Linked DNA regions of Homo sapiens: regions 1 and 3 are each linked to region 2. The links are chromatin contacts, found by Hi-C or POLR2A ChIA-PET in ENCODE. All regions are on one chromosome and are shown on one strand. Each heading gives the region's core, a stretch centred on a gene start or an enhancer-like site at or near the end of the contact. The rest is flanking DNA. Distances are from core to core; before and after follow the strand shown. Region 1 overlaps EZH1 (enhancer of zeste 1 polycomb repressive complex 2 subunit). Region 2 holds the start of NBR2 (neighbor of BRCA1 lncRNA 2). Region 3 holds the start of LINC00910 (long intergenic non-protein coding RNA 910).

The links. A loop is a pair of places that touch in the nucleus more often than their neighbours do. ChIA-PET counts read pairs that join two places held with the same protein, here RNA polymerase II (POLR2A). Pooled maps may share reads with other maps.
Region 1: a pooled map shows a loop between it and region 2 (4-fold over the local background). The contact joins the enhancer-like site here to the promoter of NBR2 in region 2. A Hi-C loop is called at or near these places in 2 of 50 pooled maps. POLR2A ChIA-PET finds 5 or more read pairs at or near these places in 3 of 52 experiments (CD4-positive, alpha-beta T cell, H1 and HEK293).
Region 3: a loop to region 2 is called in a map of CD4-positive, alpha-beta T cell, with 4 times the contacts of the local background. The contact joins the promoter of LINC00910 here to the promoter of NBR2 in region 2. A Hi-C loop is called at or near these places in 1 of 168 maps with a recorded cell type or tissue (CD4-positive, alpha-beta T cell), 2 of 37 single-sample maps with no recorded cell type and 11 of 50 pooled maps. POLR2A ChIA-PET finds 5 or more read pairs at or near these places in 2 of 52 experiments (Panc1 and activated naive CD4-positive, alpha-beta T cell).

Annotation. Positions count from the first base shown.
Region 1 is chr17:42,702,831-42,706,145 of GRCh38, forward strand. EZH1 (enhancer of zeste 1 polycomb repressive complex 2 subunit) reads right to left here. Exons shown (of 21, transcript NM_001991.5): 16 at 3,177-3,315; 17 at 2,258-2,353; 18 at 1,772-1,853; 19 at 910-990; 20 at 47-131. Among named protein-coding and RNA genes, the nearest start is that of MIR6780A, 3.7 kb to the right of the region's middle. RefSeq lists an enhancer at 2,020-2,660. Within about 2 kb of position 2,066, at least 2 of the 41 ENCODE cell types and tissues checked have a DNase peak (open chromatin) inside an H3K27ac peak, as active enhancers do.
Region 2 is chr17:43,124,307-43,128,597 of GRCh38, forward strand. NBR2 (neighbor of BRCA1 lncRNA 2) reads left to right here and starts at 1,251. Exons shown (of 8, transcript NR_138145.1): 1 at 1,251-1,464. It overlaps BRCA1 (BRCA1 DNA repair associated), which reads right to left and starts at 1,058. Exons shown (of 23, transcript NM_007294.4): 1 at 965-1,058. RefSeq lists silencers at 354-389, 2,413-2,430, promoters at 1,043-2,799, 1,043-1,309, cis regulatory regions at 1,110-1,132, 1,294-1,302, 1,979-2,008, 2,359-2,388 and enhancers at 1,110-1,132, 1,239-1,368, 1,265-1,289, 1,419-1,508, 2,437-3,250.
Region 3 is chr17:43,386,576-43,390,283 of GRCh38, forward strand. It overlaps LINC00910 (long intergenic non-protein coding RNA 910), which reads right to left and starts at 2,323. Exons shown (of 6, transcript NR_027412.1): 1 at 1,714-2,323. It also overlaps the pseudogene RNU2-4P. RefSeq lists enhancers at 374-889, 890-1,405, 1,696-2,449, 1,903-2,132, 2,450-3,203 and a silencer at 2,046-2,340.

The DNA of each region.
Region 1 (3,315 bases), core at 816-3,315, 420 kb before region 2:
TTCCAATTCCTGGGCCACATCCCAAGGACCATTACTGGCACCTCACCTGTAATCAAAGAAGAGCTCTTCGCCAGCTTGAATTGCCCTCTTGGCAAAGATCCCAATCCGATGGTCTCCATTCACCATGACCACTGCAAGCAGGATAAACCCGAGGCTAGGTTCCTACCCAACTCCAAGTCAATAACCAGTAGGCTTCTGGGTTGATTTTCTCCAAATTCCCAGTGAAAACATGAATCAAATGGAATTAGAAAGTAGTCAATATGGTAGTTGCCTCTATGCTTTTAGATCTGTTATTATGGCAGAAAAATTATCTTTATTATTATTATAAGTGGGGTTTTTTGTTTTGTTTTGTTTTGTTTTTTGAGACAGAGTCTTGCTCTGTTGCCCAGGCTGGAGTGCAGTGGCATGATCTTGGCTCATTGCAACCTCTGCCTCCAGGGTTCAAGCGATTCTTGTGCCTCAGCCACCTGAGTAGCTGGGACTACAGGTGCACACCACCACGCCCCCCAGCTGATTTTTGTATTTTTAGTAGAGATGGGGTTTCACCATGTTTGCTAGGCTGGTCTTGAACTCCTGGCCTCAAGTGATCCACCTGCCTCAGCCTCCCAAAGTGCTGGGATTACAGGCGTAAGCCACCACACCCAGCCTATTATTATTTTGTGAGATGGGTCTCACTATGTTGCTCAGGCTGGTTAAATCATGTTTGTGGGAAAGTGTTTATAATGTATTCGCTGAAAAAAGCAGATTAGAAAACTAAGATTGAGAGGGGCCTAAAATGATACCAGATATTAATCATGATTATCTTTGGACAAAAAATAGCTCAGCTAAGGAAAATGTTCAACAACGAATGGAAATCACAGTAAAGAGGCATCCATCCCCCACCCCACCTCCCAGGTTACTGGGACTCACCTTTGGCATAACAGTTGGGATTCACTGAATGATTTGCAAATCGAATTTTGTTTCCTTTCCGAGTAGCATCCACTACAAAATCTGTATAAAGTAAATCAAGGAAAACCATAAGCACAGCAGGCAATTCCACAGCTTCTCAGCTTGAATTTAAAATCAGTTAAATGGTAACAGAAACACTTTAGTCTGATGGGAATGTTGAAGCCCAGTGTGCTAACAGGAGCAGAGGAAAGCATGCAGCCTCAGAATTCAGCCTTGTGTGGGAGCACTCCCTTTGGGTCCCTCTTTGAATTATGGATCTTCTCATCTACTGGGCAGGGAGATTTCTCAGGTAAAGACGCTCAGCACTCCTATTACAAACAGAACCCAGAAATGGAGGTTCTTCCAAAGCAAGGGCACTGTGGCCTGTGGGATCCCCAAGTGTGATCCTGCCCCCTTGCTCTATGCATCTGCTGGAAGATTCGGAGCTGATCTAAACTTGGACTACAGCAAGGGCAATCTGGTAGAAAGATCACCTTGGGGCCAAGTGCGGTGGCTTACTCCTGTAATCCTAGCACTTTGGGAGGCCGAGGCGGGTGGATCACTTGAGGCCAGGAGTTCGATACCAGCCTGGCCAACATGGTGAAACCCAGTCTCTACTAAAAATACAAAAATATTAGCCGGGCATGGTGGCAGGTGCTTGTAGTCCCAGCTACTCGGGAGGCTGAGGCAGGAGAATCACTTGAACCCGGGAGGCAGAGGGTAGAGGCTACAGTGAGCCAAGATCGCACCATTGCACCCTAGCCTGGGCAACAGAGCAAGACTCCGTCTCAAAAAAAGAAAAAAAAAAAAGACCACCTTGGGATGAGACAAAGTGACTTCATACCATTATTGAGGTTGAAGAGGAAGCTGGACATGTATTTGTCATAGACCTTTCCGCGTCGATCAGCCTCATCCTGAGAGATGAGCTAGAGAGATAGACAAATAACAAATAGGAGTATCAGGCTGCCTGCTCAGGGCATGGTACCCTGCCCCCAGAAAGGGCTGGGTGGTATCTCACATGGGTGCTTACTGAGCATCATGATGAGAATCACAAGAGAGCAAGTTCAAGTTATGCTGTTCCAATTCCCACCCAGGCCAACCAGTTTTAAGGCTGAAAAGAGCCCCCCTCATCTCTTGTGTCTGGAGTTGCCAAAGAGTTGAACAGTGGTTTCAGTACTGCAAACGGTTCTGTGGGATCTCCCCAAGAGGCCACGTGAGAACACAGCTGAGTTATTTAGAGATTAATTCAAAGAAGCCTGGCCCACAGAAAATCAGAGTTTCTCATCAGTCTCCCCCGAGTAAGAATGTGGGCCAAAACTATAGCACTCACCTCACCACAGTATTCAGAAATGAATTCGTTCTTCTGCACAGACTCCTTTATGAAGGTGCCCCATCCGGCCACATCAGAGGGGGCCAGCAGCAGGTGCTGGGGAAGAGGGGGCCAAGTCTCAGACTACAGGGTGTGCATGAGTAGGGGGTGTGTGCTGGATGTGCACATGTGTGGTGGGGGTGGGGTGGAAAGAACCAGCAACTGTTAAGAGGATCTGAAAGCAGAAAAAGGTCTAACCCATTCTTTTCTGCTTGGGAGAGAAAAGAAAATGGGAGGTGGTGACGAACGGAAATAGGATATCTCTTCCTTTATCCATGGAGCCCTCCTGGGCCTTAGTCTATAGGAATTCACTGCAATGTGTGAGGTAAACATAGACATCACCAAAGGTGCATACACCTCGCAGCTCCTTTTTGTCTGGCCAGTTCAAGGAACCACTTTTCTTTCTCTTTTTGGAGATGGAATCTCACTCTGTCCCAGGCTGGAGTGCAGTGGTGCGATCTCGGCTTGCTGCAACCTCCACCTCCCAGGTTCAAGCGATTCTCCTACCTCAGCCTTCTGAGTAGCTGGGATTACAGGCATGCACCACCATGCCTGGCTAATTTTTATATTTTTAGTAGAGACAGGGTTTCACCATGTTGCCCAGGCTGGTCTCGAACTCTTGACCTCATGATCCGCTGGCCTCGGCCTCCCAAACTGCTGGGATTACAGGCATGAGCCACCACACCTGGCCAGGAACCATTTTTCTAAGCCCTACTGGGACTGAAGCCTTTATTAATTCAGTAAATATGTGTCTTTTAGGATTTATCAAGCACTTTCACATATAAAGCCTCAAAAGAACCAGTGGAAAGAGAATGCTTGGGACCGTTCCTTCCTTCCCCCTCCATTTTATGTGGTGTGGGGTCCTGAGGAAAGGCCTCACCTTCTTAAGTCCACGCTGGATGCTGCAGTTTTTACAGGAAACCACCTTGCAGTCCCAGTGCTCTGAGGCCCCACAGGTGAGACACAGGTCAGGGTCACATTCTCGCACTGCCAGATAGCAAGGACATTGCTTGGTATTG
Region 2 (4,291 bases), core at 1-2,500:
TAAATTCTGAATTTTTTCACATATTGCTGCCAACCCCTTGGGTCTTTTCCTTTCTCCAAGAAAGAGAAAGCTACAGAGGAGTGACTGACCGGGTAGGTGGTGGTAGCCTTAGCTTTCTCCAATGTTTCTGGTTGTTTTCTTTTTCTTGCATAAAACCAAAATCAACAACGACCAAACCAACACCAATCAAGGCCTCCCCGCCCCTAACCTTTCCCAGTGACCTGCTCTCATCTCTGGATCCTCCTCAAGCACATCCCTGCCGGCAGCATCTGTTACTACTGACGCTCCTCTACTTCCCTCTTGCGCTTTCTCAATGGCGCAAATGGATCCAGTTCTTAAGTTCTCCCTCCCACAAAATCCTGTCTCCTCCCCTTCCCAGACATATTCCTGGCACCTCTTCTTCCACAAGGTCCCATCCTCTCATACATACCAGCCGGTGTTTTTTGTTTTGTTTTGTTTTGTTTTGTTTTGAGACAGTCTCGCTCTGTCGCCCAGGCTGGAGTGCAATGGCGCGATCTCGGCTCACTGCAACCTCCGCCTCCCGGGTTCTAGCGATTCTCCTGCCTCAGCCTCCTGAGTAGCTGGAGCGGCACCACGCCCGGCTAATTTTTGTATTTTTAGTAGAGACGGAGTTTCACCACGTTGGTCAGGCTGGTCTGGAACTCCTGACCTCATGACCAGCCGACGTTTTTAAAGACATAGTGTCCCCCTCAAGGCATATTCCAGTTCCTATCACGAGGATTCCCCCACGGACACTCAGTGCCCCCTTCCTGATCCTCAGCGCTTCCCTCGCGACCTACAAACTGCCCCCCTCCCCAGGGTTCACAACGCCTTACGCCTCTCAGGTTCCGCCCCTACCCCCCGTCAAAGAATACCCATCTGTCAGCTTCGGAAATCCACTCTCCCACGCCAGTACCCCAGAGCATCACTTGGGCCCCCTGTCCCTTTCCCGGGACTCTACTACCTTTACCCAGAGCAGAGGGTGAAGGCCTCCTGAGCGCAGGGGCCCAGTTATCTGAGAAACCCCACAGCCTGTCCCCCGTCCAGGAAGTCTCAGCGAGCTCACGCCGCGCAGTCGCAGTTTTAATTTATCTGTAATTCCCGCGCTTTTCCGTTGCCACGGAAACCAAGGGGCTACCGCTAAGCAGCAGCCTCTCAGAATACGAAATCAAGGTACAATCAGAGGATGGGAGGGACAGAAAGAGCCAAGCGTCTCTCGGGGCTCTGGATTGGCCACCCAGTCTGCCCCCGGATGACGTAAAAGGAAAGAGACGGAAGAGGAAGAATTCTACCTGAGTTTGCCATAAAGTGCCTGCCCTCTAGCCTCTACTCTTCCAGTTGCGGCTTATTGCATCACAGTAATTGCTGTACGAAGGTCAGAATCGCTACCTATTGTCCAAAGCAGTCGTAAGAAGAGGTCCCAATCCCCCACTCTTTCCGCCCTAATGGAGGTCTCCAGTTTCGGTAAATATAAGTAATAAGGATTGTTGGGGGGGTGGAGGGAAATAATTATTTCCAGCATGCGTTGCGGAATGAAAGGTCTTCGCCACAGTGTTCCTTAGAAACTGTAGTCTTATGGAGAGGAACATCCAATACCAGAGCGGGCACAATTCTCACGGAAATCCAGTGGATAGATTGGAGACCTGTGCGCGCTTGTACTTGTCAACAGTTATGGACTGGAGTGTTATGTTTTCGTATTTTGAAAGCAGAAACTAGGCCTTAAAAAGATACGTACAACTCTTTAGGGAGACTACAATTCCCATCCAGCCCCAGGAGTCTGGGGCAAGTAGTCTTGTAAGGTCAGTGGCCTGCGGGGACGCAGTGAGCGCCGAATTTGCCTGGGGCAGGGGAAATGCGCTCTGGCCCATGTCTGCGCACTCGTAGTTCCACCCCTCAGCCCCAGTGTTTGTTATTTTTCGGGTTCAGCTTGCTTTTGCCCCGTCTCCGTCGACGCAATCGCCACCAGTCAATGGGGTGGTCGTTTTGAGGGACAAGTGGTAAGAGCCAATCTTCTTGGCGAAAACGCGGAGAAACGGGACTAGTTACTGTCTTTGTCCGCCATGTTAGATTCACCCCACAGAGATAGCGGCAGAGCTGGCAGCGGACGGTCTTTGCATTGCCGCCTCCCCAGGGGGCGGGAAGCTGGTAAGGAAGCAGCCTGGGTTAGCTAGGGGTGGGGTCACGTCACACTAAGAGGGTTTGGAGAAGTTCAAGGGAGGAATCCTGCAAAGAAGAGGGGCGACTTTTTCCGTGTCTCCGGACAGCTAATCGTTTTAGTGACAGGATGAGAGAGCCCTTCGTGTTCTGAGGGACCGAGTGGGCGAAAAGCGCCGGAGAGTTGGAGAGTCTGTGGTTCAGAATGCGAGGTGACAACGTGCTAGCAGCCCTCGCTCGCTCTCGGCGCCTCCTCGGCCTTGGCGTCCATTCTGGCCGTGCTGGAGGAGCCCTTCAGCCCGCCACTGCGCTGTGGGGGCCCCTCTCTGGGCTGGCCGAAGCCAGAGCCGGCTCCCTCTGCTTGCGGGGAAGTGTGGAGGGAGAGGCGGGTGTGGGAACTGGGGCTGCGCGCAGCGCTCGCCAGCCAGCGCGAGTTCCAGGTGGGCGCGGGCTCAGCGGGCCCCGCACCCCCGGCCCCGGGCAGTCAGGGGCCTAGCACCCGGGCCAGCAGCTGCAGAGGGTGCGCCGGGTCCCCCAGCACTGCCGGCCCGCCTGCACCCCGCTTGAATTCTCACCGGGCCCCAGCCGCCCTGCACAGGGCAAGGCTCAGGACCTGCAGCCCGCCATGCCCGAGCCCCCTCCCAACCCCTGTGAGCTCCAGCGTGGCCTGAGCCTCCCCGACGGGCACCGCCCCCTGCTCCTCAGCGCCCGGTCCCATCGACTGCCCAAGGGCTGAGAGGAGTGCAGGCGCCCGGCACAGCCCTGCGCAGGATCCACTAGGTGAAGCCAGCTGGGCTCCTGAGTCAGATGGGGACTTGGAAAACTTTTATGTCTAGCCTGAGGATTTTATATGCACCAGTCAGCACTCTGTGTCTAGCTTGGGGTTTGGGGATGCACCAATCAGCACTCTGTATCTAGCTAATCTGGTGGGCACTTGGAGAACTTCTGTGTCTAGCTAAAGGATTGTAAATGCACCAATCAGTGCTCTGTGTCTAGCTCAAGGTTTGCAAATGCACCAATCAGCACTCTGTGTCTAGCTAAAGGTTTGTAAACGCACCAATCAGTGCTCTGTGTCTAGCAAATGTAGTGGGGACTTGGAGAATTTTTATGTCTAGCTAGAGGATTGTAAATGCACCAATCAGCACTCTGTGTATATCTAGCTCAGGGATTGTAAATGCACCAATCAGCACCCTGTCAAAACGGACCAATTAGCTCTCTGTAAAATGGACCAATCAACAGGATGTGGGTGGGGTCAGATAAGGGAATAAAAGCAGGCTGCCCCGCTGGGTGCCAGTGGCTCACACCTGTAATCCCAGCAATTTGGGAGGCCTAGAGGGGTGGATCACGAGGTCAAGAGATCGAGACCATCCTGGCTAACACAGTGAAACCCCGACTCTACTAAAAAGACAAAATATTAGCTGGGTGCGGTGGTGGGTGCCTGTAATCCCCTCTACTGGGGAGGTTGAGGCAGGAGAATGGCGTGAACCCGGGAGGCGGAGCTTGCAGTGAGCCCAGATTGCACCACTGCATTCCAGCCTGGGTGACAGAGGGAGACTCCATCTCAAAAAAAAAAAAAAAAAAAAAAAAAAATGCAGGCTGCCTGAGCCAGCAGCAGCAACCCGCTCTGGTCTCCTTCCACGCTGTGGAAGCTTTGTTCTTGTGCTCTTTGCAATAAATCTTGCTGCTGCTCACTCTTTGGGTCCGCATAGCATTTATCTGCTGGTAACACCGACCGCAGAGGTCTGCAGCTTCACTCCTGAAGCCAGCGAGACCACGAACCCACCAGGAGGAATGAACAACTCCAGACGGGAGGAACGAACAAACTCCAGACATGCCGCCTTAAGAGCTGTAACACTCACCGCAAAGGTCTGCAGCTTCACTCCTGAAGCCAGCGAGACCACGAATCCACCAGAAGGAGGTAACTCTGAACACGTCCGAACATCAGAAGGAACAAACTCTGGACACATCATCTTTAAGAACTGTACCACTCACCGTGAGGGTCCGCAACTTCATTCTTGAAGTCAGTGAGACCAAGAACCCACCAATTTCGGACACAAGAACATCCGGCTTCTACTGATGGAAGGCCACGACTCCTCAGTAGAAAGAGGGCCCAGGCAAAGAAAATGAGAGAGAGTCC
Region 3 (3,708 bases), core at 1,073-3,572, 260 kb after region 2:
GTTTGTAGCCAGTACATTGGTGCCTGCCTTAAAGTAGAACTACTCCATGGGCTGAAGAGGAAGTTCAGCTGGGCGTAGTGGCTCACACCTGTAATCCCAGCAATCTGGGAGGCCCAGGCAGGTGGATCACCTGAGGTCAGGAGTTCGAGACCAGCCTGGTCAACATGGTGAAACCCCGTTTCTACTAAAAATACAAAAATTAGCTGGGCATGGTGGCGGGTGCCTGTAATCCCAGATACTCGGGAGGCTGAGGCAGGAGCATTGCCTGAACTCGGGAGGCAGAGGTTGCAGTGAGCCGAGATGGTGCCGTTGCACTCCAGCCTGGGTACCAAGAGCTAAACTCCATCTCAAAAACAAAAAACAAACAAACAAACAGAGTAAGTTGAAGTCCAGCCTGGGCAACACACCACTGGAATCCATCCCTTTGAAAGGTCATCACCCCTCCACAGCCAAGCTGAGATTTAAAGCCCTCCAAGTAAAGTCGAACATGTTCCCTACTTGGAAATGAATATTCTTGTTTTGGGTCCTAGGATACTCTCCATAAATCATGAACCTTATGATACTTAAAGGAGTAAGAAAACCTACCAACTATCCTAAACTACCCGGCGCAGTCTTTTCTTTCTAACCTTGCAAACAGGTTGTATCCCAGGAGAGGGAGCCCCATTCCTGGAGGTACTGCAATACCAGGTCGACGCGTGGAGTGGACAGAGCAAGCTCCTATTTCATCTCCCTGCTCCAAAAATCTATCTAATATAATTGTTCTCTGATAGAGGACGTATCAGATATTAAACTGATAAGAACAGATACTACACTTGATCTTAGCCAAAAGGACGAGAAGAGATGTCGTCGCCTTCCTCCCTGCCATCACCGTCCCACTCTCATCTACATTCAAGACGCGGTGAGAGCCCCAGCCTCGCTCCTTGCCTCATTCACTTTGTCTTGTCCACACCAATATTGACGCCATTACACACTCGGGCTGATTTCTTATTCTCCACGTTTTAAAAGAAAAATCTGCCGGGCGCAGTGGCTCACGCCAGTAATCCTAACACTTTGGGAGGCCGAGGCGGGTGGATCACAAGGTCAGGAGATCAAGACCATTCTGGCAAACACGGAGAAATCCCGTCTCGACTCAGGAGCTCGAGACCAGCCTGGGGAACACGGTGAAACCCCATCTCTACTAAAAATACAAAAAAATTAGCCGGGCGTGCCGGGCGCGGTGACTCACGCCTGTAATCCCAGCACTTTAGGAGGCCGAGGCAGGTGGATCACGAGGTCAGGAGATCGAGACCATTCTGGATAACACGGAGAAACCCCGTCTCTATTAAAAATACAAAAATTAGCCGGGCGTGGTGGCACGTGCCTGTAGTCCCAGCTACTTGGGAGGCTGATGCAGGAGAATCTCTTGAACCTGGGAGTCCGAGGTTGCAGTGAGCCAAGATTGCGCTACTACACTCCAGCCTGGGCGACAGAGTGAGACTCCATCTAAAAAAAAAACAAAAACAAAAAAACAAAAATTAGTCAGGCGTGGTGTCGCGCGCCTGTAATCCCAGCTACTAGGGAGGCTGGGCAGTAGAATCACTTGAACCCGGGAGGCGGAGGTTGCAGTGAACCGAGATCGCGCCACTGCACTCCAGCTTGGGCGACAGAGCGAGACTCTGTCTCAAAACAACAACAAAACAACAACAACAACACAAAAACCAAGAGAAATCTTACACCAGTTCTAGTTCCGGGGTTTCCGGGCTTTCATTTCGAATTTGCATGCCCTGCCCTTTCCCAGGAGGCGTGGCCACCGCGGTTGACTCCACCCCCGGGCCCGCCTCCAGCTAAGGAGCCGCGGCTGGGCTAGGGGCGACTTCCTTGTTTGTATGAGCGAAAAGACTGAACCAAAAGAGACAGGGGGTGAAAACAAGATAGGTCTGTGGAAGAGACCTGTAGGCGGAGAGCGGTCCCTGTTTTCCTGGAGAAAGACGAGTCGCAAGATATCATCACCAGGGGAAACCAGGCTGAGCTGGATCTTTACGTCGTCACCAGTGGGCGGGGAGACCAGCCTTGTACCCACTGGACAGCGGGCCCATTCCGAGTCAGGGAAGCAGAAGGCCTGGAGGAGCTTCGGGGAGCAGGGGCTGGAGTTCCTCTGCCAGGCAGGAGGCTGACACCAGACACCGGGCAGAGGGAGGCGGCGCATGGACGGCGAGGGCCCAGCAAGGATTCTCCCCAGCCCCTGTGCCTGCGTCTCCTGCGGCTTCTGTGCGCGGACCGTGTCCTGTGCTGTGTAGGGAAAGCTGCTTCTCTGCTTGGGACGTGGATTCCTTTACCCTCCTCCTCGCCTGACTACTTCTGACGCGGGTCGTCAGGACTCCGCTTGGGTGTCACCCGTCCAGGAAGCCTCCCTTAATTAAGGGCCCTCGGCACCCACCCCATATGTGATTAGCAGCCCTCCTGTGTATTTCATCGCACCTCGTTGTTTATATCAACTACTCCACTCACCACCCTTCTGGGCAGTCCTTTATCTCCCCCTCTGAAATCCGATCGCTGAGGGCTGGGACCCTCATCAGTACTTATCCCCGTTTCTCTGCGCTAGTCTAATTAGTGCCTGGCAAGTTGAAGGCGCTCAGTAAACGTTTGTGGAGCGAAGAAACGACGGATAGGGCGTAATGAGCACGACACACGCAATCAGAGAGGACGCAGTTAGGAGGCTATTGGCCCGGGGCAGGCGTGAAGGGGGAAGATCGGGCTCGGGGTGGGAGGACACCAGAGGGCGGGGTGACTGTCGGGGTGCTCTGGAGGAAGATGGGCGTCAAGGCCCCCAGCAAGGTTGGGATAAATTTTCTCTCTGAGGCACAGACTGCCGCCTGTAGCGTCAGCATTTACCATTCCCGTCCTCCTTCCTAACACAACAGTTGAGATGAGAGTTTATGGCTCTTTTATTTGATTTCAGAAAAGCAAGAAGGTATCATAGATCCGATAGTGACACTCAGTCAGTCATGCTCCCCCTGCAGGATGGAAAGCCGGATGGCAGGGATTGCCTGGTGAACAACCAGGTCAAAAAATATAAACTGTGCCTTTCCCAATGCCAGCCTCGGGTCCGAGGGCTCTACGTGCATTATCTCTTTTAGTTCACTCGACAGCCCTAAGAGATGGGCGTTATTATTAGCCACGGCCAGGATTAGGGTGAGGTCATTCCTCTAGGTTCGAATTTCAGGGGGTGATCCTCCAGAACCCTTCAGTAATCAAAATAAATAATAGTTCAATGCAATATATCTTATCTCGATTATAAGATAATCAAGCCATTTATCTGGATTGCTGAGTCTTTTGGTGCCCCCTTATTTTTTTTTTTAACCTCTCAGCAAGTGTTTCCCTCATTTCACTTTACCCCAGTCTCCACCGAGTCATTGTCATCTCCATTCTATTACCCTGTGAAGTGCAATATGGCAGCCACCCACCTCGGCCTCCCAAAGTGCTGAGATTATAGGCGTGAGCCACTGCGCCTGGCCTGTCTGTCTGTCTGTCTATCTATCTATCTATCTATCTATCTATCTGTTCTTTTTTCTGAGACGGAGTCTCGCACTGTCGCCCGGGCTGGAGTGCAGTGGCGCTATCTCAGCTCACTGCAACCTCCGCCTCCCGTGTTTAAGCGACTCTCCTGCGTCAGCCTCCCAAGTAGCTGGGACTACAGGTGCGTGCCACCACACCGGACTGATTTTTTGT